Regions from separate parts of the Mus musculus genome. Here regions 1 and 3 are each linked to region 2. Evidence: chromatin loops called from intact Hi-C (ENCODE). Cell type or tissue: gastrocnemius. All regions are shown on one strand.

What was found. Hi-C counts contacts between places; a loop is a spot of excess contacts. Peaks named below come from ENCODE experiments on the same cell type or tissue, not always from the same donor. Only the 100,000 strongest peaks of a DNase experiment are listed, where the experiment ranks them.
Region 1: a loop joins it to region 2, with 9 times the contacts of the local background. A loop is called at or near these places in 22 of 42 quality-filtered maps.
Region 3: it touches region 2 in a loop (3-fold over the local background); 32 of 42 quality-filtered maps call a loop at or near these places.

Annotation. Positions count from the first base shown.
Region 1 is chr8:95,095,418-95,103,417 of GRCm38, forward strand. Katnb1 (katanin p80 (WD40-containing) subunit B 1) reads left to right here. Exons shown (of 20, transcript NM_028805.2): 10 at 1-85; 11 at 189-379; 12 at 472-602; 13 at 939-989; 14 at 1,795-1,871; 15 at 1,982-2,101; 16 at 2,198-2,347; 17 at 2,538-2,614; 18 at 2,689-2,763; 19 at 2,902-3,018; 20 at 3,237-4,457. The coding sequence ends at 3,369. Kifc3 (kinesin family member C3) reads right to left here. Exons shown (of 22, transcript NM_001372314.1): 16 at 7,994-8,000; 17 at 7,246-7,375; 18 at 6,930-7,159; 19 at 6,595-6,729; 20 at 5,992-6,100; 21 at 5,230-5,256; 22 at 4,411-5,035. The coding sequence ends at 5,252. Among named protein-coding and RNA genes, the nearest start is that of Gm31224, 14 kb to the right of the region's middle. In gastrocnemius, CTCF peaks have their summits at 3,762 (motif pointing right) and 6,792 (motif pointing right); a DNase peak (open chromatin) is centred at 3,760.
Region 2 is chr8:95,199,531-95,207,530 of GRCm38, forward strand. Gm31277 (a long non-coding RNA gene) reads left to right here and starts at 1,640. Exons shown (of 3, transcript XR_387940.3): 1 at 1,640-2,942; 2 at 4,761-5,010; 3 at 5,115-5,481. It also overlaps a transcript of Kifc3 not described here. In gastrocnemius, a CTCF peak has its summit at 4,610 (motif pointing left); DNase peaks (open chromatin) are centred at 2,822 and 4,602; H3K4me3 peaks cover 465 bases; H3K27ac peaks cover 1,084 bases.
Region 3 is chr8:94,938,199-94,946,198 of GRCm38, forward strand. It overlaps Adgrg5 (adhesion G protein-coupled receptor G5), which reads left to right. Exons shown (of 12, transcript NM_001145972.1): 10 at 343-460; 11 at 3,307-3,584; 12 at 3,834-5,092. The coding sequence ends at 3,934. Among named protein-coding and RNA genes, the nearest start is that of Adgrg5, 19 kb to the left of the region's middle. In gastrocnemius, a CTCF peak has its summit at 4,581 (motif pointing right); DNase peaks (open chromatin) are centred at 4,603 and 6,088.

The sequences.
Region 1 (8,000 bases), 100 kb before region 2:
CGGCTGGGAACCTGAGCGCTGCTTTGATGTGGTCCTTGTCAACTGGGGCAAGGTGGCTGACCTGGCCATCTGCAATGACCAGCTGGTGAGGGTCAAGTCACCCACCCTCCACCCTCCCCCTCCCGCTCCTACCTAAGGAGCCCCTGGGGTCCAGTCCCACTCTACACCAACTCTGTCATGTCCCGCAGATAGGTGTGGCTTTCTCCCAGAGTAATGTCTCCTCTTATGTGGTGGACCTGACGAGAGTCACCAGGACGGGAACTGTGACCCAGGACCCTGTGCAGGCTAACCAGCCTCTGACACAACAGACCCCTAACCCTGGTGTCTCCCTCCGCCGCATCTATGAGCGGCCCAGCACGACATGCAGCAAGCCTCAGAGGTGGGTGCTGATGGCCCCGGCAGGGTGTATGTCCCAAGAAGGCACCTGGATACTCAGCCCTTGGCCTCTTTGCTTGTCTCTGCACCTGCTAGGGTAAAGCACAACTCAGAGAGCGAGCGGCGCAGCCCCAGCAGCGAAGATGACAGGGACGAGCGAGAGTCCCGGGCGGAGATCCAGAACGCGGAGGACTACAATGAGATTTTCCAGCCCAAGAACAGCATCAGTGAGACCACACCCCTCCCACCTCACAGCCTGGCACCTTGCTGTGCTGTACCCCCTAAACCTTACCCGCTGTCCACATTCTTGCACCAGGCTGAATTCTAAAACCAGAAACCTAGCTGGACACCTGTAGCAGAGGCGGCACCACTTGCTGGTGGCTCCTGCCAACCTTCTGCCCAGCTCTAAGCAGGCTATAGGTGTATATGGGCTCATGGAGCCAGGAGCATGTGCTGGGGACCACTCTCTAGCCATGTGTCTATCTTAAGACCTGAGCCACATACAGGGCCTCTTCCCAGAGAGCACATGGGAACCCAAGTGTCAGCCCCCTTTGCCTTGGCAGGTCGGACACCACCCCGGAGAAGTGAGCCCTTCCCAGCACCCCCAGAAGATGGTGAGTTGGGCAGTGCTGGCCTCTAAGGACCAAGCTTTGCCTCTCCTGGCCCAAACCCTGCCCTACCCAATTAGGTCTTGTCTCTATATTTACCTAAAAGTGCCTACCATGTATCTGACCCCAGGGACGGCCCTAGAGGCAGTGTAAGCAAGGCAGAGATAGGTGCTTCTTTGAAGCCCATGCCTGAATGCTTGGGAAAAAACATGCCCCTAGGGTGTATGCTACTGAGGACTGGGGTCTACCGCAGACGTGACGTGATGGGGACTCTGAGGTTTAAGGGCTGGTGAGCAGAGGGAGAGAAAAGCTGGGGTGGGGAGAAGTTAGACAGTCATCAGAACCCAGACCTGGAGCAAGAGCCAGGGAGCCAAGTTGGAGGCCAGACACAGTGACCCCTGGCCAGAAGTTTGGGACTGAAGAAATCCAGTCGGCTTTGGGATGCCAAAGAGTCTATCCTCCAAAGCATCTGTCTCCTGTCTGCCCTTGGGAACTCAGTCCCCCCTCTTTGTCTTTATGAGACTGACAATGTTTCCTGCTCACTGCCCACTCATCTGCCCGTTTTACATCCTGCACTCCTGATGGCAGGATTGTCTGGAAACTGTTGGGTCCCATCCACACACATCCAAGGACAGCTCCTGCCTCAGCTTGCCAGGACCCTCACCTGCTGATGGGCTCCCAGCCCCCTGGTCCCCTCTGTCCATCTGCTGGCACCTGCTTCCCTTTCATGTCATGCATTCCCATCCTGCCCTCTGACCTCTTTCCACCAGGTCCATGTAGGCTGGCATTGAGCCTTTCTTTTTACTCCTAGATGCAGCCACAGTGAAGGAGGTCTCAAAACCCAGCCCAGCCATGGATGTGCAGTTGCCGCAGTTGCCGGTGCCAAATGTACGTCTGAGCAGAGAGGGCACCCTGTGGGTCTGAGCCAGGGTTGGGACATTCCTGTCAGGAGCTGAGGGATGCTCAGCTGCTGTAGGCTCAGCCTCTGCTCCCTGCAGCTCGAGGTCCCAGCACGACCGTCAGTCATGACTTCCACTCCTGCACCCAAGGGTGAACCTGACATCATCCCTGCCACACGGAATGAGCCCATTGGCTTAAAGGCCTCGGACTTCTTGCCCGTGAGTGGGACCTGCCCAAGAGGTGGGGTTGAGGGCTGAAAGGAGAATGAATGTGCGATGTGCGCCTGTGCCAGCATCTGGGTACCATCCCCACAGGCCGTGAAGGTCCCCCAGCAGGCAGAGCTGGTGGACGAGGATGCCATGTCGCAGATACGCAAAGGCCACGACACCATGTTTGTGGTGCTCACCAGCCGCCACAAGAACCTGGACACTGTCCGAGCTGTATGGACTACAGGAGATATCAAGGTGAGGGGGACTCCGAAGCCACACGGTGGGGCCCTGGGGTAGGGCAACCTTGTGTTAGAGCAGCCAGCTTCCATCAGCTGAGCACTGACGTCAGGCTGCGCCTTGCCCTCCTGTTGGCACAGTTTGTTTCATGCCTCCAACCCTGCCCACTCCCATCCCATGCTGCCCTCTTAATGGACCTTGTCTGCAGACATCAGTGGACTCTGCAGTGGCCATCAATGACCTGTCTGTGGTAGTGGACCTCCTGAACATTGTCAATCAGAAAGCGTAAGTGGCCTCGAGGAGGAGGAGAATGGGGTGGTCGGGCCGGCTGCTGGCATCATACCCAGCTGTCTCTCTAGCTCCCTGTGGAAGCTGGACCTGTGCACCACAGTGCTGCCCCAGATCGAGAAACTGCTGCAGAGCAAGTATGAGAGGTAGGGAGTCCCTCCAAACCCTGCAGCTGTCAATGGAAATAGGTGTGTGTGTGTGTGCATATGCCCATCTGTGAAAGATCCCTCTCTTTTGTCCTCTCTGACCATCTGTGTATGACTCCATCCATCTTGTTCCTGAAGCTATGTCCAGACCGGGTGCACCTCCCTGAAGCTGATCCTGCAGCGGTTCCTACCCCTCATCACTGACATTTTGGCAGCCCCGCCCTCTGTGGGTGTGGACATCAGCCGAGAGGAGAGGTAAGGGGTAAGGTGTAGTTCTTAGCCTCATTTGTGCATGGCTGTGCCCAAACAGCTTACAGAGAACAGTGTCTGAGAGTGGCTCAGGATGCTGTATGTCAGAGCACGGGCTTTTTGTGTCCCTGCACACTGCCATGGCTTGGGGGATATTTTTGTGCTCTTAGGAGGGACTGGAGTGGTTAGGGGAGCATCCTGAGATGCTACCTCTTGACCTACAGGTTGCACAAGTGTCGACTCTGCTTCAAACAACTCAAGAGCATCAGTGGCCTCGTCAAGAGCAAGTCGGGTTTGAGTGGCCGCCATGGCAGTGCCTTCCGTGAGCTGCACCTACTCATGGCCAGTTTGGACTGAGGAGCACACGGTGGGAGCACCCGCAGCCCTCACACATACATACTTGCTGTATGCCTGTGGCCCACGAGCCTCAGCCTGGCCTCCATTCCTGCCCTGCTGGCCATCCTGGAGGCATGGTTGCCAGCCTGCTGACCACCTCCTCGGTTGTGGACTAAGCTCCTCTCCGGCAGCAGCTGCAGTCTTGCACAGCCCTTACTGCTCAGGGCAACTCCAGCCTCGGGGCTGCTGCTGTAAATTATCAGGCAGATTTATTAAATTTATAACTGTTCCTGACTTCCTTATGAGAGGAATATCCGCTGGCTCTCCCAGACACATTGTGGCCTGCCTAGAGGTCGCTGGAAGCAGAGACTGTCGTACTCCAGGCCCAGTGCAGCCTCCATCTGTGGCCAGCAGGGGCCAGCAGAGTGCCAGGCACGAAGCAAGGGGCTGCCTGGTCAGCTTGACTTGGGGAAATGGAACAGGTGAGGCCATAGATGTCACATCCCCCCCAATTGTCCTTGGGTAGATTGGCTAAGAGCCTGTCATAACTCTCCCTCTGACCTCTGGATGCCACCAGAGACTAGACCACGATGGTTGCATGACCTTGGAAGATTCTAGAGTGGTTTTCACAGGCCACAGGAAACTACTTTTATACTTGTGGCATCCCTGAGAGTCTGCGCTCCAGAACAGCCTGTTGATGCAGCCAGCAAGAAGGGAGGAGCCCTAGCAAGCCCTGTTCTCCAGGGCTGGGACCGGGGACCAGATACAAACGCATACATCAGGTCACTACTAGTTACAGTTCCAGACTGGGAGGAAAGGCTGGCACAGGATGAGCAGGTCTTTGAAGCCTAGTTTTCCTTCTGTAACATGAGGTGATACTGCAATGGGATGGAATGGTTATAGGGGCCCGCAAGGTGCTAGAAATGATATAAAAAGCATGGGGGACACAGTGTCTTCAGTGACAACTTGTGGAGTCTGCATGGTCAGCCAGCAACGGGAGCAACAGGGTACACAATGCCCACTCTCCATAGGGTCTCCCAGTACTGACGATTCAGATTGCACTTGTGTAAAAAGACATTCATTTTAATAAGTAAAAATGGCTAAGCTTCCAAAAGTTCTTAAATAGGATTTGGGGAGAGGAACATGTTGAGAATCAGTGGGCAGGGAGAGTGCCTGGTGTCAGGCAGATGAACAGAACCCAGCCCTTCCACACTGGCCTCTGCCAGCCATAAATATAGCCCAGACCTCTGACAGGGTGAGGACTTCTATATACACCTAGAACATTATATACATGCCCTGTGAGGGCTCCCCTCCTCAGGAGGGTAGATAGAGATGCTCTTGCTCTCCCTAACCCCCCAGCTGGTTCCTCAAGTCTTCTCAACTAGTAGAGAACAGTCCAGCCCAAGGGCCAGGTGGGGAGAGAGCCCACCCTCCCAGCAACGGCTAGACTCCCAAGCCTACCACCAGGCAGAGTGCCATCCCTGCCCTTCCAGAAGCCCCATGCTTGGGTGCCCAGAGCCACACAGAGACTCGCTTCCTTCTGAACATGTTTCTCATCTCTGAGGAGAGGCAGGGCGGGAGAGCCTCCATCTCCTGCATTCATGGTAGGTGGGTGTTACAGCAGGTCGCCAGGCCACAGGGCCTGGCAGCGTGGCACATCTTCACACAGGCACTGGCCTCAACTTCCCTGTAGAAAAAGTAGAAAAGGAGCGCTCAGCCTCTGGCCTCAGGAGGCTTGCCCTTAGCAGATGCAGGAGGCCAGCAGAAGCACATGGACAGGGCAGCAGAAGGCAGGACTGGCTCTGTACAAGAGCCCTGGCAGAGCCCTGAACCAACAGCAGGCAGCAGGTGGGCAGCCCCAGGCCGCTGACCCCCACTTACCTGGAGACTGCAGCCCCAGCTGTCAGGCTGAAATCAAAGTGATAGATGTCTCACTTGGGGAGGGATTGGCCCAGCTGCCACCACCCCCTTTGGACCCAGTGAGGGGCCAGGCCCCCTTTTCCACCGGGGATGTCTGGACTGCTTTGTGGAAGGTGGGTAGAATCAGGTACCAGAGGAGCCCCACCAAGGTGAGGGCTCCTATATACACAGTGTGGGCCTCAAGTCAGGAGCACATGCTAGGAGCCTCTAGGGCCAGGCCCTCTGTCCCTTTCCAGGGATTTAGTAAAGCTTTCTGACTCTTGCCCAAGGCAGGCAAGGGAAGGAGACGAGTTCTAAACATGGTTTTATGGAGTTGAGGATGGAACCCAGGGCTCCCATATGCTCAGTAGGCAGCTTCCCTTTGTGGGGTACATTCTCGCTATGTAACTTCCACTAGCCTGGACCTCACTGTGTAAACCATGCTAGTTCAGAGCGTGCTCCTTCTGCCTCTCCCTCTGTCTCCCAAATGCCAGGGGCACAAGGCACAAACTATCGTGCCCAACTACCCTTTCTAGATTGTTTGGAAACTACTGATCAGGTTGGCCTCAAATCTCCACTCCTCTTGTGTCAGCCTCCCGAGCAGCTGAGATTCCAGGCTGAAGCCGCTAGGCCTGGCTCCTAGGCTGCTTCCTCCCTCTTTATAAAACAGCTTATCCTTAGCTAGGAAAGGACAGCCTGGCTCCCTCCTGCCCTCCCATCCAGTCCACTTCTAGACAGGCTTACCTGACGGCTGCAGTTTCCTTCGGATGGAACCTGGGCGGCTACTGGTCCCAGAGCCAGGGGCAGAGTGGGCTCGTGCTGTAGGCTGTGGTGTCTGGCAAGCCGGCTCCCACTGTGAGCAGAGATGCCAGTGGGTGTGGGAGCCAAGGCTGCCCCAGCTCATTCATCTCCAACCACTCTGCTTCCCTTCTCTGACAGTGTTTGTTCATCTACAGAGGGGACTAATGACCCTGCCGCCCTGAGAAGTCACGGGACAGGAATTAAACATTGTCTACAATTTAAAATGCATCTACCATGGGCAACTGCTGGTCTCCAAGACAAAGATGGCTGAAGGGGTCACGGGCATACACCCTTAATCTCAGCAGTCAGGTCTCCTGAGTTTGAGGCTAGCCTGGTCTCCAAAGCAAGCTCTAGGCCGGTCAGCGCTACATAGTGAGACCGTCTCAAGAAAGCAGAAGCACGCCTGAGCTCTGGCCTCACCCACCTTTGTGGCAGCTTCTACTCTCACTACACCAGCCTGTCTGCCCTTTCCCTACTCGGTACCAGCCTGAGTCTCACTCATGGAAGCCTCTCCCCTCCTCCCCCACCCCATCCATCCCCCAGTACCTCCAGGTGCTCCTGGCTTGACCAGGAACCCAGCTCTGTGCGGCGGGACCCAGGGCCCAACTCCACAGAGCGAACCCTCTCAGCAAATCTGAGGGAGTACAGAGTCTCGCTGGTGTTCTTCTCCACTGGGGACACCTAGGGGACAGAGAGCTCATGGTACAGCACAGGAGGTAGCAGCATGGCCACCAGAGGGTGTTTCTGGTCAGGGGAGCCCACTGTGGGCAGTGAACATGGGGAGGAACTTGTGTACTAAAAGGGGATGTTGGTAGGGGTCTATGTGGGGGTAGGGGGAGCCAGCAGCCTGGGGAGGCTCTTGCTGAACCTCAGGCCCTCACCTGTACCACCATAAGGGTCTTGCTGTCACCACTGAGTGAGTCCTGCAGCAGGTAGGTGAGTTTGGAATTGCGGAAGGGCACATGGCCTTGTCGAGAACGCAGGGCAGCAATGACGTCCCCCAGGGCGGATAGTGACCTGTTGATGTGCTGTGCCTCTCGCAGGCGGTTGCCCTCAGCCCCCGACTTGCCCACACGCTCTGAACCAGCCAGGTCCACCAGGTTCAGCTTCCCTGCAGGCAGAGCAGAGGGTGGGTCAGCGCTGCCCCAAAGATACTGATGGAGGGCTTGACCAGAATGGCCACTGTGCATCTCTCACCCGTGGTGCGGAGGCCTGTGCTGCAATCCACACCTCTCACTGTCACGATGAGCAGAGCGTGGGAGCGGGAGCTGTGTTCGTTCAGGTTGGTGAACTCGGTGGTGCGGTTGTTGTAGCCAAACTCAAACACCTGGGGGCAAAGGCAGTGAGCGGGCTCCTTTGGGATGGGCAATGCCACCCTATGTGCTTTACCTGGATACTCAAGTTTCTTCAAGGTTTTTGTTATTATTGTTTGGTTTTAGGCAGAGGCAAGGTCATAGTGTGTATACCAAGCTGCCCTCTAGCTCAGAGATCTGCCTGCCTTTGCCTCTCAAATACTGGGATAAAAGGGTGGACAGCATCACATCTTGCTATCTTTTTAATTTTTTGTTTTGAGATCAGGTCTCTGTAGTCTTGTCTGGCCTGGAACTCACTATGTAGAACTCACTGATCTGGCAGAGATCCACCTGCCTCTGTCCAAGTGCTGACATTAAAGCTGTGTACACCCAGCCACATGAAAGCCTCTGAGGGTCTTGCTAGGTAGTCAGACTGGTTCCCGATTCACAATTCTCCTGACTTAGCTTTACAGGTGTGCTCCTATACCTGCCTTTCCTTTCAGATGAGGAGACAGGCTTGGAGAGGCCTGGGGACTCCCCTAAGCTGCATTGTCAGGTGGTGGCAAAGCCCACCTTGGACCTGGAGCCCAGTTCTGTCCACCAGAGCAGCTGTTGGTGAGCGGGGCCTCCAGCACTTCCCCAGGACACCTTACCTTGTTG
Region 2 (8,000 bases):
GGATGTCTTTTAATTCAGAATGGGGGGCGGGGGATTCACCACAGAGAAATTTCTAGCACACTGAAGCCCTGCCTACTATATTTGATTCAAGCCCCAGCCCACCCTACACATAAAAAGCTCACAAAGCAAAAAAAAAAAAAAAAAAGTCACTTAATGAAATGCTAATTATAGTTCTTTCCATTCAGCTCTCAGAAACAGACCCCACAATTATGCCCTCCACATTGACCTTAGAAATTTCCCTCATACTCCGAAGTCATGCCAGGAGTCACAAGGGGCAAACAACCGTAGGTAACTAAAATAACTAATAATAAGGTTGGCTTCTTTTTTTTTTTTTTTTTTTTTTTTTGAAAAACACGGCAGCCAAGTGTAGTGTTACAAACTCGGACTTGGAAGGTGGGGATAGGAGGATCAGAAGTTCAAGGTCACCCTTGGTGATAAAGCAAGTCTGGGTTACCTATGGCCCTGTCAGATGGAGTAAGGAAGGGACTGGGAAGAGAGTGCAGAGGTTAAAAACAATCGCTGCTCTTCTAGAGGACTGGAGTTTGCTTCCCACACCCACACTGAAATGCTCACCGCTGCCTGTAACCCCAGCTCCAGGGAACCCAATAACTCCAGCCTCCAGTGGTGGCCCCTGTACTCACATGCACACGCCTCCGCCCACGACTGCTGCCGGCACACACTCAGTTCTGACGAAAGTCTCCTAGTCCTTTCTTGGAAACCATGGAAAGGCGGAGTGAAGTGTAGAAAGACCAAACTAACTTGAATGACACAAGCTTACGTACTCCCCTTTGTCACTGAACCCCAGCTCCTCTCTAACTATAGTGCAGTTTCTCAATCCACACAAATCAAATACAGTTGGCCAGAGCCAGGGTTCCCAAGGAAACTGCAGGCTGGAAGGGCAAAGGGTCCATGGATAGGAAACCTCTTTCCTAAAGGTGAAACAGTTCCATGGGAACCTGAAGTGTTGGTTGGCAGTGTCTGCAGACACGAAGAAAAGGTAAATGAGGTTCTGAAAGCCCATCTGGCAGGAGGGGTGGGTGGGTCTCCTCAGGCCTGCCTGTGCCTAGCAGCTCCATATACAGCAGTTTCTTCCACCGTCAGATCTCAGTTAAAGAGGCATCCCTTGCTGGATAGTGGTGGCGCACACCTTTAATCCCAGCATTCAGGAGGCAGAGGCAGGTGGATCTCTGCACTTGAGGCCAGCCTGGTCTATAGAGTGAGCTTCAGGACAGCCAGGGCTACACAGAGAGAAAACCTGTCTTAAAAAAAAAAAAAAAGAGAGAAAGAGCCCCACCCCACCCCCCCAAACCCCCAAGGCCTTTCTCTCCATGCCTATTTACTAAGTGTTTATTGGACTAGACACTTATGAATGAATTCAGAAGTGGCTCTCTAGTCCCAGGGAAGAACCTGCCCTAAGGTCCTAGCATGTCTCTTGAGTTCTTTTTTAAAAAGATTTATTTATTTATTATATGTAAGTACACTGTAGCTGTCTTCAGACACACCAGAAGAGGGCATCAGATCTCATTACGGATGGTTGTGAGCCACCACGTGGCTGCTGGGATTTGAACTCATGACCTCTGGAGGAGCTTTTAACAGCTGAGCCATCTCTCCAGCCTCAGTCACCTGAGTTCTTATCTTGTTACTCTCTGGAGGCTCCATGGGAGCCCAGATCAACATTCCAGGCACAGTGCAAGCCCTGAAAAATGCAAGCCAAAGGAGAGAGGAAAATGCTGACCCATGCCTACACATGAGGCAGGAGGATGGAAGTGTGGCAGCCAGATTGGGCTATGTGGTGAGTTCAAGGCCAGCCTGGGCTCCCTCACAAAAAGAACAAGGCAAAACAACAATATGAACAAGCAGGATCGAATGCCGACTCTCTCGGGAAACACCAAACCGGTTCAGAAGCCTGTATAACGCCAGCAAACCCATCGGGAGCTTCAAACACCCAAAGGGACAGCATTTGCCCCAGCTTCCCTGGCACACTGCACTTTGATTCAGTTTGCAGAAGTTTTAGTTGGAGATGCAAAGTGACCCGAGTACTGATGGGCTCATCAGTGCTTGACCTGGCCCAAAGGAAGCAGGGCATTCTGCATTGGGAAATATTTCTAGATAGCCAGGGCCACCCCCAAACGGCCCTCTTTCTCCATTCCCATGACATTCTGCCCATCCAGTGCAAGGCTAGCCTAGCTGTCTACCACGAAGGCCACTTCAGGCCGATCTCCAGTGACTGAGCCAAGGAGAGAGGAATTATGTCGTCAGCCTCATCAGTGGGGGCCGCCAGAGGAAGAGGGTTCCCAGAGCAGCAGAACTGGGGTAATTAAGCACACTATAGCTGCGTGTGTTGATGAATGTCTTTAATCCCAGTTGCAGGGAGGTGGGGGTCGATCTCTGTGAGTGAGAGGCAGCCTGGTGTACATGATGAGTCTAGGTAGGCTAGCCAAGGAGGAGGAGGAGGAAGAAGAGGAGGAGGAGGAGGAGGAGGAGGAAATATTAGTGTATATTCTGGAAGAAGAAGACCATGAAGATGGGAAGGGGAGGTTATCAGTTTGGGGAGTCACGGTGCTAGCAATGGAACCCTGACCTTGTGTGTGCTGGGCGGTCAGGTCTATCATTTCCCTAGATTCCCAGGCCTGGGGAGGTCTTTATATTACTCTGATCAATGCTGTGGGCAGAGTAGGGCTGGGGACTATTCTAGAGTGGGTCCCTTTAGTTGAGAGATTATTACCTAAAAGCACTGCATGTCCATCCATTTGGAATGTCATTATGCTAAAAGGCCTTCCCAGGGGCCTGTGAAATGGCTCAGCAAATAAGAACACCTGTCGCCAGGCAGAAGGCCAGCGTTTGGTCCTCCCAGGGCTCGTGGGAAGGAGAGAACTGTTTCCTACCAACTGGCCATACGTCCATGTGTGATCCTGCGTGTGCAGAAGCACGCATATACTCAAGTAAGTACATGTTAATTTGAAGAAGCAATCCCTGAAATCTCAGCCCTCAAAGACAAACATTTAATTAAAATCTTTTTTTTTTCTTCATGACCTGATAAGTAACTTGAGCCCCAGAAGCATAGCGAGCGAGCCTCTAGTCCCTGCCAGAGAAACCCGTCTTACCTGAAACCTCTCTCTGCCTCCCCACCTCCTTCCCACTGCCCCACGGCCCGGTCCTCACCTTATTCTGCCGTGTGACTCCAGTCTCCACTTCTGGCCTGTCTTTGTCTCTGGAGCTCCAGGAGCCTGCCAGGGTCCTCTTTCCAAACAGCTGCTCGGCCCAGAACATTGCCTGAGCGAGCTGCCTTCCCGACTGCCCTACAGCCTTCAGGCTAAAGTCCAAATTCCTAAGCAGAGCACCTCCCTGGAGGCTCGGCAGCCGTCCCCTCCTTCCTGCCCGGTGTCCTTTAGTTATCACTCACAACCAACCAAGACTTCAGAAAGCACCGTCCAACCAACAAGGACTGGAACACACTGTTTTGAGCCTGCAAAAACCCCCGTGTCTTTCAGTGTCTAGTGCTGTCTCACCACAATCTTCCCAACTTGACATTCCAGGGGCTAAAGCGGGAGGATTTGAAGTTCAAGGCCGGCTTGGGCCAAATAACAAGTTAAGACCTTGTGGCAATAAACAGAAACAAAACCAAACCCCTTCCTTTTTAAAATCCTGTCGCAAAGAGTGGGGGACCATGGTTCAGAGCAGAGTATAGGCCTGGTATAAGTGAGGCCCTGGGCTCTGTCCTCAGCACCATAAAAGCAAGTCCCAATCTTCACACAGCTGATTACAATCACTTCTATCAGAACAGCTCATTTATGCCGTACTTGTGTGGTCTTCATTGCTTTTCTTTCTTAGGGGAGGGTGACTTTCTATAACCCTCACCTCATACTCTCAATTTTCTCTGGCACCATGCAAAGCAAAAGTTATCTGATCATTGCTTCTACTAAGTTTTTCTGTATTTGTTATTTTGGTTTGACGAGACGGTCTCACACTGAAGCTCAAACTGGACCAAAACTGTGTAGCCTAGGCTGGCCACCAGCTCACCATAATCCTTTTGCCTCAGCCTCCTGAGTGCCGGCTGGAATTGAAGGTGTAAGTCACCATGATAGGCTATTTTAAAATTTTTGTTTTGCACTGGGAAGTGGTGGCTATAGGCAGATCTCTGTGAGTTTGAGGCCAGCCTGGTTTACAGAGCTAGTTCCAGGAGAGCCGGACTTATACAGAGAACCCTGTGGTGAAAAAAAAAAAAAGAAAAAGAAAAAGAAAGAAAGGAGAGAAAAGAGAAAGAAAATTGTTTTCCTGTCGTCGTCCCGTCCCCCCCCCACACACACACACACTTCTTTTTTAGACAGTTCTGCAAGGCCAGGAGAGGGGAAGCCTGAAGAAGCAACCACAGTGCTCCTTCATGGCAAACCCCACTCTTACTTCAGATCTCTGCTCCTTCCTGGATGGTGTGATGATGTTGGAACAGATTACTGGGAGAGATATATGAGGCTTTTAATTACTAATTTCCTCGTTTTTGAAACAAAATTTTTGTAACCTTGACTGGGTCCCGTTGTCTCCAGCCTAGGCTTCCACACGCCTAGGGTCTCTGGGAATGACAACCGTGATCTTGGCGCCACCTAGTGGCCGTTTTGAGGAAGTGGTCGCGGAGGAAGGGAGGGGGGGAACCCACCAGCTCAGTTGCCAGCCAGGGAGGGAACCAGAAATTAGGACAGGTCTACAACGGACAAGGCAATTCTTGTGTTTTCAATTAGCCTCTCTGTCTGTCTTCCTCCCTTCAGGGTCCCACTGTGTGGCTGAGGATGAATGACCCCAAACTTCTGATGCTCTCCCCTCCCCTTCCGGATTGCTGGGATCGCAGGTCTGCACCACCAGGCTTAGTCTCCCGCCTTTTTGTATCTTTTTGAGACAGGGTCTCACAAAGTTTCCCAGACAAGCTTTGAAGCTGCCATCCTCCTGCCTCCGCAAATAATGACGACTTACAGATCTACCGTTTTCTGTCTTACCTCACTGGGATCTCATGAAAGCCAAGTGCGTTTAGAGTGACAGGAACCACATCGCATGCTGTTGAAATGAGGTCACTTTACGCAGTTGTTTCACTGTCCAAACTAACTAATGCCACTTTGTACTGACAGGCATGGGTGCACAGAAATGACAGGGGAGAGGCACAGCCAGTGAATGTCGTCTCCAGACACCTCCTCGGCACAAATACAACCAACCCGAAATTGACTGACATGAGAAACCACACGAGGAAAGTGGTCAGCCTCACTATGGCACGAGTTTGGAGCCAGCTCTGAAGAAAGGGGCTGGGTCTCTGGGTACAGGTGTGTCAGAAACTGGTGCCAGAACACCCTGAGTTATGGGCCACGGACTTCTGAGGCAGGCCTGTACCTGATTTTTGTATTTTATCTTCCATTCAACATATGCCCCGACCTGTAAATTCAAGAGCCGGGCCTCTCCTGCGGCTCATACAGTTACATAAAGGATAACATGTTCTACTTAGATCAGCTCCATTTTATCTGATAAATCAAGAAAGAGTTTGAAAACACAATGTTTTGTTGGGTTCTGTGGTGCTGGATCAAACCTGGGGCCTCAAACACTCTAGGCAGGGGCTCCACCCCTCAGATACCCAGAGTGGATAAACAATTTATCTATTTATTTGTGACAAGGGCTCATGTAGCCTGGGTTGATCCTAATAAGACCTCAAATTCAATATGTAGCAAAGGCTTGCCCTAAATCTTTACCTCTTTACCATGAGACACTATGCCTGACTCTTAGTCTTTATTTTATAATTTCCCTCTCTTACATCCTTATTCCACACACACACACACACACACACACACACACACACACACACACACACACAGGCTTTTCTATATAGGGTTCCCTTGTATAACCCTGGCTGTTCTGGAACTCATATTCACCTGCCTCTGTTTCCTTCCTGTCTGTTTATTTGTGTGAGGAGGGATGTGTGTGTCATGGCGTGTGTGCAGAGGTGGGCATTCTCTTGTTCTCTTCCATGTGGGCTCTAAGGATCGAACACGGGTCCTCTCAGGAGCTATTGGACAAAGAGCACATTTACCTGCTGAGCCATCTCACTGGCTGTATCTACTGTATTCTTTGAGAGAAGATTTCACTACGTTCCCTAAGTAGTGTCTAACTAGAAATCCTCCTGTCTCAGCCTCCACAATGCTGAGATTATAGTCCAAGCCCCCATTGGAAAACAAGTCTTAAATGAGTAAATGTACGCTATACCAGGGCTTAAATAGCACTGTAACCCAGTACAAAATCATCAGCTTGGTAAGAAAATCCAAGCAGGAGCACACTCACAAAGAATCTCGGGGCTTGTAGTTTAAAATACATTAAATACACATGAAAAATTACCCTCTGTGTTCCTGCCATTGAAATGTAAATGTGGTCTCATTCTCCCAACTCTGCTGCCGGGGCCTGAAATTCCATTTGGAATTCCATCTCCCCATAGACATCAAACTCATTACCTCTCTTCTCGTTGATAAGAATGCCCTGCCTGAGGCTTTTTGCAAGAATTCTTTTTTTTTCTGTAACGAACGCTCAGTGGCTCAGGCTTGTCTTTTCCAGCCTGCTGGATGTAAGTGTCCCCTGATTAATGGACCTGCCAGCTCCGAGGGCTGATAGCACACCCGCAAAGGCTCAGCTGGAAAATGTCATTTCTTATCCCTGTTGTTCAAGGCCTTCCCTTCCACGAGTTCTGTGAGCCTCCAGGGACGCCCACTATTTCATGTGAGGGTTTTGTTAGTTGTAAGGGTCACCTTATTAGTGACAAATTGAAGTAGATCATTGAATTATTTAACTCAGAAATAATTTCTTTTGTCAGGCAATGTGATTTGCATGGCAAGCATAAGCTCACTCCCATTTCCCCTTTCAATTCTTACACTGCAATGTAACCATTTAAACTCACAGATTCACCACTCTAAGCAACCTCTTGTTTTAAATATCTGTTTTTATTTTATGACTGTTTGCTTACACATACTATGGGCGCCATGCGTACGTTTGTTGCCCTTATAGGCCAGAAGAGAGTATTGAATTCCCTAGAACCAAGATTTCAGGCAGTTATGAGCCACCATGTAAGTCCTGGGAACCCAGTCTGGGTCCTCTGCAAGAACACAGCAAGCACTCTTTGTTGTTTTTACGATTTATTTATTTATTTACTTACTTATTTTATGTATGTGTGTACACAGTCACTGTCTCAGACACACCCAAAGAGGACATTGGGTCCCATTACAGATGGTTGTGAGCCACCATGTGGTTGCTGGGAATTGAACTTAACCCCTCCCACATTATTACACTTCATTTAGTGTGTGTAGCTGTAACAACATGTAAGAATGGGGGTCACAGGATAACCTGAAGGGCTCTCCCCTCTTACTGGGTGTGTCCCAGGGACCAAACTCAGGTTCTCAGATCTGGTGGGACTGCCCACCAAACGATCTCGCCAGCCCCCAACATCATTATTTTTTTCTTTCTAGATTCCACCTAGAGGTAACTAAAGGCTTGTGTCTTAGGGTTTCTATTGCTGTCCTAAAACACCATGACCAAAATTAACTCGGGGAAGGAAGGGTTTATTTCATTTTACAGCTTGTAGTTAGTCATCCCGCAAATCCAGGGCAGGAACTCAAGACAGGAACCTGGAGGCAGGAGCTGATGCAGAGCCCGCGGAGGGGTGCTGCTTACTAGCTTGCTCCCCATGGTTTGCTCACCTACTCTTTTGGTTTTTGTTCTTGTTTTTCAAGATAGGATTCCTCTGTGAAATCCTGACTGTCCTAGAACTAGCTCTGTAGATCTGGCTGGCCTTGAACTCAGAGATCCACCTGCCTCTGCCTCCCCATTGCTGGGATTAAAGGTGTGAGGTGAGGAACCACCCAGTTTTTCAGCCTGCTTTCTTTCTTTTTTTTTTTTTTCTTTTTCGAGACAGGGTTTCTCTGTATAGCCCTGACTGTCCTGGAGCTCACTTTGTAGACCAGGCTGGCCTCGAACTCAGAAATCCG
Region 3 (8,000 bases), 260 kb before region 2:
ACATCAGCACCATCACAGACCCCTCCATCACTGCTTCAGCCCATCTCCATTTCCTTTCAAGTTTCCCAACCAATGCCACCTCCTGTTAGCTCCTTACCACATCTCAGGTCACCATTACCACCACCACCACCACCTCGGCTGCCACTCAGCCTGGCATCTCATTAACACCTTAGAGGGGAGCCTCTTCTGAGACAAACGTCCTGACTCTGAGGCTGGAAGTTGTTTGGAGCTGCAGCTCAGCAGCACAGCGTGCACCCCTCCTCTGTCACCAGGCCCAGACAGGATCAGAGGATCAGAGCCGGGTTGTCTTGGGGCCTCCTGAGTCTTTGTCTCACCCCTCAGGGTTTCCAGCCCTCTTGGTGCTGCTGCTTCTGATGATCAAGAGCTCAGTGTATGGACCCTGTGTGACCTCACTCTCCAAAAGCCAGGAAAATGGCACAGGCTTCCAGAATGTGTCCATGTGAGTGCCTGGTGAGGTAGGAGGGCCATGAGGTCCTCTATGGTGAAGTGATTGATGGCTGAGGGGCAAAGAGGCGGTCATGGTTTTGATGGGGGGGGGGATTCCACAGGGTTCTGCCACCCTTTCTGTGTCCCTGAGGCCTCTGCAGCCATGGAGACCTGCTCTGTGCTGACTGACTAGGAGGCCATAGAGTGGACACCAATACTTGCTGAGTCTCTAGGACCAGTTAGGAGGGCCTCCTTGCAACATTTGGCTGTATATCACATGGCCAAATGGGTTGGTCCTGTGGTTTCATCCAGTGCAGGTCCCAGAGCTACTTAGTTTGGTTGGTACCTGATTGATTACTGTGTCTTCAGGCCACCCACCTATCTTTACATCCATCCATCCATCCATCCATCCATCCATCCATCCATCCATCTATCTATCTATCTATCTATCTATCTATCCATCTATATATCTACCTATGTATGTATGCATGTATGTATATATATATATGTATGTATGTATGTATGTATCTATCTATCTATCTATCTATCTATCTATCTATCTATCTATCTATCTATCTTGTTTAGCTGCAGGCTCAGCTTAGCTCTCCCTTCCTTGTACAGAACACAAGACATTGCCAGCATCCCAGCTCCCATGCAGCTGGTGTGAGACTCAGGGGAGGTGAATGTTATGGGGGATGAGTTTAGCCTCTTCAGGGCCTGCAGGGAGTCAGCAGAGGTAGAGACAAACTCTACTGTGGCTTTCTATATCCAAGGACATCAGGCTTATCATTACAGAACACTTCTAACAGCTGGGTGCAATATTGTAGTGTAAAAAGAACCATGGACAGGTGTGTGTGTGTGTGTGTGTGTGTGTGTGTGTGTGTGTGTGTGTGTGAGAGAGAGAGAGAGAGAGAGAGAGAGAGAGAGAGAGAGAGAGAGAGACACTGTGGGTAAAGGCAGAAAGCTCCCAAGCCAAGTTTTATTCCCAGAACTTATGGTGGGAGGAGAGAACCAACTCCCAAAAGCTGTCTTCTGACCACATCTGTGCATGCCCTGGCACACATGCCTCCACACACCACACACATACAAACAATAAATAAAGTAATTAGTGAGACCCTCATGAAGCTATCTGGAGAGTTGAGCATCCCACCTCTGTGGCTCTCCCTGGCAGCTCAGAATGGCTGATGGTTTGTGGGGTAGGCTCGGTGGATGAGTATATGTTCAATGGTCACAGTGAGGGTTCAGCCTCTCTGCCAGCCTCATAGGGCCATTGAGGCACGGACAGCTCACGAACTCATCCATGAGGTCCCAGGCTGTCAACTAAGAGCTGGGACTCAGCCCACCAGCAGCTTCAGGGTGGTCCCCCAGGACATTGCCCATCTCTAGCTCCTGGCTGCCACCAGGAGTTCGGAAACCTTTGTACTACAACCAGCTTCCCTGTGTCATCCCTTTCTGTCCTTCAGATTATGATCCTGCTTTGGTGACTTTTATCTTCCATTAAAAGCCCATAGAACTAACTCTATGTATCTATGTATCATCTATCCATTCATCCACGCACCTATCTATCTATCTATCTATCTATCTATCTATCTATCTATCATCTATTAATCTGTGTATCTAGCTACTCATCTATCTATCTATGTGTGTATTCATCTATCTATCTATCTATCTATCTATCCATCTATGTATGTATTACATACATATGTGTCTGTCTGTGTGTTTATCCATCCATTTATTCATGTATGTATGTATGTATGTATGTATGTATGCATCTATCTATCTATCTATCTATCTATCTATCAATCATCTATTTACCCATCTACCCACCTTTTATCTGTCTGCATCCTTAAACTGAAATGACATTTTAAAAAGCACCCCTTAGATACAGTCCGGTCATGCAGCAGCAGAGGTGCTAAAGTAGTGAGCAGAGGTAGAGCCTTCATGCTAGAATATTCTGTAGCAGCAAAAACAAAGGGTGCTCACTGCTGGCCATAAATGATGTTCAGCAACACTGTGAGTCCAGTGTCAGGGCCCCAGGATGGAGTCAGGGGGATCTAAATACATGACTGTGACAGGAATCCAGACTCAGTGTCCAGACCAAGGGGCTTCAAGTCCTACCTTTGCCGCTAACCAGGATGTGCTCCTGAGCAGAAACCTCAGTTTCCCTAACTGTAGAATGGAGATGATTAGGTGCCTGCTGCTGGCCTACCACGAGGATTGCCTGGGGCGACCTACGTTGGCCATGGGGTGTGGTCTCTGACCTGAGCACCTGTCCTGAAGATGTCCTAGAGAGGTCAGGGTCCAGGGGGACCTCAAGTTCAGTACCCTCTGTGGGATTTCCCACCTGCTCATCCGCTCCACCATTCTTAAATGCTAGAACACCTACCGCCAATCCATGGGTGGTGCTTCACACACAGCTCAGGTCTAGGTGGGTCAAAGGTCAAAGATTACCTCTGCACAAAGGTGGGATTGAGATGATGACAATGGTGGGTGTAGGCTAGAAGAGGAATCTTCTAGAGCAAGAGCCCAGGCTAGCCATCCACTAGAATGTTGCTCAGGTTGGCGTGGAGGACGTGAAGCAGCAGGAGGAGGGGAGGAGGTTCAGTTGGGTCAGATTTGAGGCTGAAGGCATCCTGGTTGAGAGGAGTGGGCAGAGGTGACAGGTGATCCTGCCGTGGTGGCTGATGGGAAGCTGGGCAGAGGAGCTGTGGCATATATTTGAACTATCTGGCAAGTTATGATTGATGGGACATCAAGACCAGACAGGGACAAGAGCTGGTCCCAAGGCTCAGGTGCACTTGGCCTCCTGAAGGTCTTGGGGGCCATGCTAATCCTGGCCTTCCCCCCCACCCCCTGCAGGTGCTGGATCCGAAGTCCCATGGTACACAGCATCCTGGTCATGGGCTATGGTGGCTTCACATCTCTGTTCAACCTGGTGGTGCTGGCCTGGGCTCTGTGGATCTTGTGCAGGCTTCGGGCACGGGAGAAGGCACTGAGTCCCTGGGCCTACCGGGACACTGCCATGGTGTTGGGTCTCACTGTGCTGCTTGGCACCACCTGGACCCTAGCCTTCTTCTCCTTCGGTGTGTTCCTGCTGCCTCAGCTCTTCCTCTTTACCATCTTCAACTCGCTCTATGGTATGTCTGCAGAAGCTCACAGGGCCACAGACGCTGGGACAGGTCTAGTCCCTGAGGTCCAGGGGTGGACGATGACTGAGCCCACAGCTCCATTTAAGCTGGTCTAGGGGCACATTTACCTAGAAGAGAGGCTTGCCTCTGAACTGCATGGAGGTACAGCTCCTGGTACCCTCTAGGTCTGTCTGTCCCTCTGTCCCCAGTAGGAGGTTGTTGGGTTCCGACCTTCTCACTAACCAGCCTGCCTTGCAGGTTTCTTCCTCTTCCTGTGGTTCTGCTCACAAAAGCGTTACTCGGATGCCGAAGCCAAGGCGGAGATGGAGGCAGTCAGCTCCTCCCAGATGACACACTGACCCAGCTCCCGCCCTGCAGCCTCTGCCCTCACTATTTCCAACAGCCCATGGTCTTGGCTCCTCCAGGGAAGGTGGTAGGCTGGCGGCGGGACAACAGAGTCTACTGTACCCTTCAGGGATCTTTTCCATCTCTCCGAATTACCTGGGATGGAAGGCAGCGTGTGGCTCTTCATCCTGGTCCTTCATGTCTGGATGCAGCTCCATTGGCCAGGCTATGGACAGAGAACTAGCTTGGAAGTCAGGAAGCTAGACTAGACTGAACCACACCTTGCACCCTGCTCAGCACTTACAGATACTTACAGGATCATGGCCTATGCTTGGGGCCACTCTTTCTTTCACCAGTCCCAGGTGTTGATGACGTCAACCTTCTATCTTTCCAACGGTCAGGAAATCTAGCCCTTCCTCCTTCTTCTAACCCCCACAGATGGTATAGACCAGCAGCCAAGACCAGGCCTCTTTCTCTTTCCCTGAAACTGAGTCAGATGGGCTTGAGCGATCTAGATACTATACTACTGTGTAGATGTGGGGTGGTGTGTTCAACATTTACAAACTCTCTGCCCACAGCGGGAGAACATCTGGGCTGCCTGTCAGACCAGGTGGGAATAAGACCAGGGGTTTATTAAGTCAGTGCTATCCCCAGGATGGACAGCAGGGGGTGCCATTGGCCCGCACGCCAAGGCATTGGTGCCAAAACTGCCCCTGGAAATGCAGATGTTACCTGTCTGAGGACAACCCTTTGGCCAGTAGGTAAATGGGGACCTCCAGCACACATCCATTGTCTCTTTCCCTGTGCAGCTGACCAAGGTCGCTTTAGGGGCTTTGTCAGGCGCCAGGGCAGCTAGTTGGGTAGATTCTCAGGTCCCATGCCAGCTGTTAGACACATGTACTTGAACAATAAGGGGATCAGAGCTGGATGCCATCCTCCACAGAGGGTTCTCTGCCTTTCTGGGTGTTTCTGGGTCATTATATTCTTAGCTCTTCACTGGCTGGAGAGTGGGATAGGCTCTGAGCCAGGTTGCCTGGGCTCAGATTCCAGCTCTGTGGCTGTGGACAAGCCGTTCAGTCTCTCTGTGCCTTAGTTTCCCTATCCACAGCGAGGACAATAGTAGTAACTCTTTGGAAGATTCAATAAAAGAAAGAATTCACCCAAGCCTTACCACAGTGAGGTCTCAGTAGATGGTTACTGCTGTCGGGAGATCTGTATTTGTATTACTATTTGGGTGTGCATGTGTGTGTGGTGTGTGTGCACCTATGCACCCTTGCACATGTGCACTGAAGCCGGAGGAGGATGTTGGGTATCCTGTTCTATGACTTTGTCTTATGCTCTCGAGACAGGGCTTCTCACCAAACATGGAGCCGGGCTGACAGCCAGCAACCCCAGTAATCACCTAGTAACTGGAGTCTACTTTTGCCACCCGCATGATACCCCCTTCCCCCTCCCCCACTTCCACCAGTTGTAGGATTACAGGCTCCTGTGACCATACTTGGCTTTTTACATAGGTGCTGGGGTCTAAGCTCAGGGCCTCCAGTTTGTGCACAAAAGCTTTTATGTATTGACCATCTCTTCAGCCCCCTATTGTTGTTAACAGCTTTAATGGAGGCGAGCTGTTCAGGCGCTGTTTGACCACACAGCTCCTCCTCCGGCAGGTCCTTCCATTGCTGTTTTATGGCCTCCTCTCCCACTTTTCTTGGAGGAGGACCTTGCTCAGCCCTTCTGGTATCTACTGTGCCAGTGATGTTCCTCACACAGTGCAGCTTCAGGCTAGCCCACATCTCTACCCCCAGTTCCTGAGTCCTTCATTGGTCCATTTATCACACCCTTCACGAATCCTCCCCCATTTGCACCACAGGAAAGGCCTCATTCCCACTCTGGTTCCAGGCAGTATCCTCCACCACATCCCCATGGCTATTCCAGCACGGAGATCTTTGGTCTGGGTCTCCATGCTAATGAGGGTGCTGAGGAATTATGGGAATTGGGACAACTGGATAGATAAGGAAGGTTCAGGTGTCACACACAGGGCCTGGCCTCTCAGAGCAAGTAAGCCCAGAGCCACCCAATGGAGGATGTGGCTAGAGTGACATCCTAAGCCTGTGGCTCTGAGCCCCACTGGGGGTCCAGGCTCTGGGGTAGCACTTCATGTAAATACCCCAGCGGGGGTGGGGAGTTGGAGCAGCCAAGAGAGGAATGCGCTGCCAGGTTAGTCTAGCTGTCCTTCAGCCTTCCCAACAGACTTAGTCTGGGTGGTTGTCCAGCCCCTGGACTGGGAGGAAGGGAGAAAGGCTGGGGATGGAGTCTGGGGATACTGCTCAGAGAAAGACTCTGAGGGGCCATTTGGTGAAAAGCTGACAGTAGATGTGGGGTCAGGAAGGCCCTGGAGTCTGTTGAAAAGAGAATTCGAGATAATGCAAAAGAATTCCACTTTTGAAGACACCCTTACTCTAAAAAGTTACTCGGTTATCTAAAATTCAAATTCAGCCTCCTGTCCCATATATCTATTTTTATGTTTGCTAAATCCAACCCTAATTAAAAAGTATTGGCTCAGGAGTCTTCATCTTTCAAATCACCCATCTTTCAAATCACCCCAACCGATACCAACTGAGCAGCCCCTCTGCCCGTCAAGTCAGCCCACTCTCAACCCACTCAGAATGTTCTTCCTCTTGCCAGCAGAAACCCCAAGCGGCCCCACTCAGAACCAGCCCCACTCTGGACAGAGCCTCCTTACAGGCCTCCCCGGAACCAGGAGGAAAGGTCCCTCCCTGCAGTCTCAGCCTGTTCTGTCCATAGCTTAAAGCATCCCACATCCTCTTCCTCCTCACTGCCAAACTACCAGTGGATGTTGGGAACATAGAGGACCTGACCTGTGACCTCTCTCCCGCCCAGTTCCCTTTCCTCCATCTTGCCATACCAAACCACTTTTCATTTCTCCTTCTCATCTTTGGGCTGGCCTTTTTTTTTTTTCCTGGAACCTCCCACCCTCTGTCCCTGATGTCTTTCATTTGTGGAATGATGGCTACATATCCTTAGCATCTTAGCATCTCAGCTTGGTACACCCTGACCCCCTCCAGCCTGGACAGAGGAGTCCCCGACCTCCAGTCTGAATGGGGCTTTCTTTCCACTCCCTTCCCCCATAGCAGAAGTTATTCCTCCGTCTTGCAACTAGCTGTCCCTGTCTGGCTCAGCCGCCAGACGGCGAGGGTTCTGGAGACAGGTGCTGTGTCTCATTTGCTCATTCATCTATCATATAATGGTTTTAACACTTATATTTTGGGCATTGCACTAGTTGCTAAGGATATATAAATGAACAAGTCATCACATTCTAGTGTGGGGGTGTCCTACAAGAAGCAGTTTAGCAAACGGATACAAAATATGACAGCTGGCACCATGGACTGTGAAGAAACACAAGGAGGTGAGAAGTGGGGGGCTGCAACCCTTGTTTTGCCAGAGGCTTTGGGCTTAAGGGAGCAGGAGAGGGTCGGTGAGCCGATCTGAACCGGTCATTGGTGGGATGGAGTTTCCTAAAGCAAGTTTCCCATGTGGACTTTAGGGGAGTCAGGGGTAGGGAGGATGGGAAGGAGAGTCTCCGCTGAGATTAAGCTCCCAGGAAGCTGATGTTGGGAAGCCCCTTGGTTAGGTGGAGGGGATTTGCTCTGTGAGTAAGGCCAAGCAAAAGGATTCCATAGCCATCTTCCCAAATCACGGGCGTGTGAGCCACCGTGAGGGGAGGGCCACCGTGAGGGGAGGGCCACAGAGAGGAAAAGGAGGCAACAGAACAGACACCAAGAGGCCACAGATGTTTAAAGGAATAAAAGCTGCAATGACATGATGTGTATATAAGTAAGATGAGTAAGGATGGGGTGGAAAGAGAGAGAGGGAGAGAGAGGCGGGGTGGAGAAGAGGGGGAGGAAGAGGAGGATGGGGAAGGAGAGAGATGTGGATGGAGAAGAGGAGGAGGAGGGAGAGGAAGAGGGAGAGAGGTGGGTTGGAGAAGAGGAGGAGAGGAAGAGGAGGAGGAGGAGGAAGGAGAAGAAGGGGAGGAGGGGAGGAAGAAGAGGGGGGCTGGAGAAG